Regions from separate parts of the Homo sapiens genome. Here region 1 is linked to region 2. A link is an interaction called in ENCODE POLR2A ChIA-PET data of the cell type or tissue named here. Cell type or tissue: A673. All regions are shown on one strand.

Evidence for each region. Peaks named below come from ENCODE experiments on the same cell type or tissue, not always from the same donor. Only the 100,000 strongest peaks of a DNase experiment are listed, where the experiment ranks them.
Region 1: POLR2A ChIA-PET joins it to region 2 with 20 read pairs; 1 of 35 experiments calls an interaction of 5 or more read pairs at or near these places.

Annotation. Positions count from the first base shown.
Region 1 is chr2:132,873,582-132,876,081 of GRCh38, reverse strand. All of the region lies in intron 9 of NCKAP5 (NCK associated protein 5), which reads left to right. Among named protein-coding and RNA genes, the nearest start is that of NCKAP5-AS1, 41 kb to the left of the region's middle. In A673, no CTCF peak of the experiment used is centred here; a DNase peak (open chromatin) is centred at 1,361; H3K27ac peaks cover 1,057 bases.
Region 2 is chr2:132,815,023-132,817,522 of GRCh38, reverse strand. The region is part of intron 11 of NCKAP5 (NCK associated protein 5); the gene reads left to right. Among named protein-coding and RNA genes, the nearest start is that of NCKAP5-AS1, 99 kb to the left of the region's middle. In A673, no CTCF peak of the experiment used is centred here; DNase peaks (open chromatin) are centred at 1,022 and 1,792; H3K27ac peaks cover 253 bases.

The sequences.
Region 1 (2,500 bases), 59 kb before region 2:
TTCAATCCTTCTTGCACTGATGGTTATTTTCTGGGAAATGAGGAACATATTGAGGATTTGGGGAAAACACTTGAGAATCTGTGTTCCAATAGAAGAGCACATTTATTCAGAAGGTAACAGACTCACATTCCTAGATACACACACACACATACACCCTGGCTTGCTAGGCATGCACATCCACAAGTGCACACACCTACAAATGCATGCGCACACACCTGTATACAAACAGGTGTGCCTGCATACACTTCATCCTCACCGCTACTGCTCCCTATCTCATCTCTCAGCCTTGCAGTACAAAGGAAAAAACAAGGATTAATCTTAGAGTTTGGAGGTTTGCATGTTAGAATCAGGTTTCTTAGTCTAGCTGTTTGACAGACACTTAGTGGTGAGCAATGACTTGCTATTTATTCACAGTATTGCCTTGGCCACAGTTTCTTTCATACCTACTATTCCCATGTAAAGAAGTAAAATAAGTAAAATAACATCCAAAACCACTGCATGGCACTTCAATGGATTCCGTTGTATCCTGCAAACCTTTACTGGATGTCAGCCTCACCCAGGCCCTGAGTTCACGGCACTCCCAGCCTGGCAGGAGAAGTGCAAGGGATGGACAGTCATAGAGTAGGGAGGTGAGAGAAAGTCACAGAGCAAATGAGCTGCACTGAGGACTTTGGAAACACAGAATGCAGTCACCAGAGGGCAGGAGGAGCAGCGGGTAGGTGAGCAGAGGAGGGGGCAGAATTGGAAAGGGTATCTTCAGCAGAAGAAGCTGCAGCAGGTGAGGTCTCAGATCCAGAACAGCAAGTGCTTCTCCTCTGTACCTGCTTGGTGGACTTACCTGGGGACCTTTAAAAATACTGCTGGCTGTGTCACACCTCAGAGATTCCCATCTGACTCTGCTCTTGGGTGGAGCCTGGGCTTTCTGTTTTTTTAAAGCACCACAGGAGATTATAATATTCACCTGGGGTTAAGAACACCACAATTAGATTATCTGAATGCTGTGCTGTAGAGAGCATTTTCAGAAATTTTCAGTAGAAGGATGAAAGCTCCCTCCACCAAGTTTAGATACAGTAACAGAAGAGCACAGACCCATGTGGAAGTTTTAAAGTACTTCTGATTCCACAACAATGTCTGAGATAATATAAAGCTACAGGCAATAAAATAAAATAAAATAAAATAAAATAAACCATATCCCAGTGTTTCTCAAGGTGTGTTTCTGGGAGCCCTTTGCATCAGAAAGATGTGTGGTGGTTGCTAAAATTGCATATCCGTAGACCTCATTCAGACCTTCCCAATCAGTATGCAGGGACAGGAAATTGGCAATTTTCACAAACATTCCAGGAGGAGCTTCTGCACGAAAAGTTGGAGAAACTGCTTCTTCCTCTCCAATCAGAGCTGGGCCCTTACAGTCAGTGACGACGGTGGAGTTGAGTTATTTTCCAACCTCTACACTTCAGAGCGCAAGGACATTGAAAACTAGGCCTTTGGATGTAGTTCAGAAATAGACAAAAATAGAATTTTAAGTAAGGGTGGAAGTAGGTTGCTGAGACTATTTCTCACCTGTCTCTCTGATCCACATGCTACATGCCTAGCCTAGATTGTAGAATCATTCCCAGGACACTCTCAGGCATATCCTACAGCTGGGCCCTACGTCATCTTTAAAATCAAGGTTTTGGCCGGGCATGGTGGCTCACACCTGTAATCCCAACACTTTGGGAGGCCAAGGCGGGTGGATCACAAGGTCAGGAGTGCGAGACCAGCCTAGCCAACATAGTGAAACCTCGTCTCTACTAAAAATACAGAAAATTAACCAGGCATGGTGGTGGGAGCCTGTAGGCCTAGCTACTTGGGAGGCTGAAGCAGGAGAATCACTTGAACTCGGGAGGTGAAGGTCGCAGTGAGCTGAGATTGCGCCACTGCACTCCAGCCTGGGTGACAGAGCGAGACTCCATCTCAAAAAAAAAAAAAAAAAAAAAAATCAAGGTCTTGAAAGAAATGGAAGACGATCGTACTTGTCACTTTCATATGTTCAAAATACTCATTTCTTGGAAATTACAGATGATCTACTCCTTGTTTGCTCCAGATTCTATCGCCCTGGAGGCAGTCCCTGTATTTGTTTCCTCATTATTTTTGCAGGACCCAGCAGATTCCCGGCCCACACTAGGTGCCTAATGCATATTTGTTGAATGACTAAATGAATGAATGGACAGTATCAGCAGGAAATTAATTTCCAAATTAGTGTTTCCCCAAATCCCACATATATATTTACACTAATTTCTTCAGTTATCTCTTCAGAGATGAGCACTCATTTATTATGCACTAACCCAAGTAATAATCCAAAGATTAATCAGCTGAAAAAAATAGTGGACCCACTTCAAATAGTCTGATTTGAATTAGAAGAGAACTTCATGGGCTTTGGATTAGGCAGACTAGGGTTCACTGTTCACCCTTTTCCAATGTTGTATGGGGCTGTGTATTTACCTCTTCGAGTTTCTTTCTT
Region 2 (2,500 bases):
TCTTTATACACAAAAACATCAGGGAATTTCTTAAGATTTGAGAAAAATGAGATTTAAAACCAGGAATTTTTTTTTTTATTTCTTGTAACATATTAGAGGAACTAATTTAGCTTGTCCCATTACGTAGTGATAAACCAGCATTTGATAGCATCAGCCTGTGTGATAAAATGATTATGGCAGCCGTGAGAAAGAATCTAATAAGGAAATTCATCTGTAGATTCCAATTCTGTAAGAGCCAACATCGATCAACATAAATGTCAATAATGAGATGGTATTGAGAACTGCCTGATTCCTTCAGATGATTCTGGAGTCTAGTGACAGATTCAAGAAGTAAATGTGAAAAGGAATTTAAAACTCTCACAGTCACTCAGTGGACCAGCAGCAGGCTACATGGTACTTTGGTGCCATGTGGCATAGTCTATCTTGGTCCTCGGTAAAATCAGTAAGAAAGAAGTTGTTTAAGGATTTTCATATTGTAAGATATGTGTTACCAGTACCACGTGGTGACAGTATAATAACAGTTGTAATTATACTTAGTAATTATAGATAGACATTTGCAGTTCAAGGAAGGGAATAGGAGAAATGGAATGCTCTTATTTATTTGTATCTTTGAGAGGTCATGTCTAGATAGTGCTATGGCAAAGGAAACTGTCAGTTCCTGGAGATTCGTCAGGAAGGATTATATGGAGTAGAATTCTCAAGTCTTCATTTGCCATTTTATATACCTTCATTGATTGTCTGCTCAGGGGTTTTGCTAAGAGCTGGTCCATAGCTCCGTGTCATATTAGGGACCATGGGTAGTAACAGGACAAGTGTCATCCAGTTAGCTTCCAGATCAGGAAAACTGAGGAGTGTTCAGGCAAGTGAGACAAGGCAGAAATGTCAGGTGGGTGAGCAGAGAGGGAAGAATATGAAGACACTAGCTCTGCTCACCATCACAGGAGGCCATCTTGTGAGGGAGCCAGTGTTCCGCCTCAGCAGGGAAGTCCTCCCGTACTTCCTGTCAAGGGAGGAGTGCCTTTCAGGGCATGGACAGCCCTCCTGTGGAGAAAGGAAAGGAAATCCATTGAAACAAGCAGGGGCTTCCAGCAAGCCGCTCCCGACATTCTGACTGTAAAGCAACTGTGACTCAGCATTGGCAAAACGAACCTACTGAAGCATTTACCTATCCCCTCTTCCGCTTGCTACTTGTGTTTGTTCTACCTCAGCTGAACACTCTGCTATTGACTTTGCACTTTTTTTAGCTTGCTGCCGAAAGGGTGATTCTTCAGTGGAGGTGATTCTCTGGGCCCCACAAATTGTGCCCCAGATCCTAAAAACAGCTAGCAGTCTTCAAGCATTTAATTAAATCCTCACCACAACCTTACGAATCCAAGAGCTCCATCTCTTGAATTTGAAATTTCCGGTAAGCCCCTGTGAGCTAGTATTGGTATTATTATCCCTAAAGGAAATGAAGACTCAAAAGATGAAGTGGCTTGCCCTAGTCACACAAAGCCAGGATTTAAACCCAAGATTATGATGACACCTTTGGCCACCTGCTTTCCTGCCTCCCTGGTTATGGATGTAGCCATGGAGAGGGAAGCTCATTGGTGAGGCTGAGCCCAGGATTTCTCCTGCATGTTGAAAAGCTAGTTGTATAGTTATTATCCTCTTTGTTTCAAATATGTTGGCTGTAATGGAGAATTTTGGTCTATTGGATTCCAATCAATTGAGCTATTTTGATAAGGCAGTTAACATTAACCACAGCGTGTGGACCTGGGCTTTGCTCCAATGTAGAGCTTGATGATGCACTGGGCTTGGTGACGTCTTCTGTGACTCAACCATTGGCTTTTTGAATAAGTAATTCACATGTTACACAATGACTAAATTTTTGTACATTCAAGTTAAAGGGCATCTTATTTCCTTAGTTTTCTACCATTAGGAAAGGGTTTATGAAATAAATTTACCATCCCACACCAAATAGCTAAATAAAACACTATAGATTTATATGTAATAAATGTTTTTAAACCCCTGGAATTATTAACATGGGGTATTTGAGGAGCAATATTTGTAGTCTCCAACCCACAGTCTAAGAAAAAAATTGTTGTCTTTAAAATCGGCTGAATACTAACAAGTGTTCAAAGCAAACCCTTAATTTTACAATAATAATTAGTCTTGGGAATCTGAACTTCCCCATAGTTTCTCAAATGAGTCTAAGAGCAGCTTCTTCTCTCTATAATGCTCATTTCTTTGTAATAGTTATTTATAGATCCATAACCAATTTCTCTGAAAAATAAGAACTCATTTTTGGTATTCTCCGAGGTTGCAAATACTGCACATGGTATAATATGAAAGGAAAGCTCAGAGAAAGATAACTTTGCATCTTGAAAAAAGTTTCCATCAAAGTACTTTATGAAAATTGATAAATCTTTAGGGATTTGAGAAGACGGAATAATTTTAGGATTATGGTAACTACAGACTGTCTCAGAGAGATTATGGTATTTATATTTATGCATTGAAT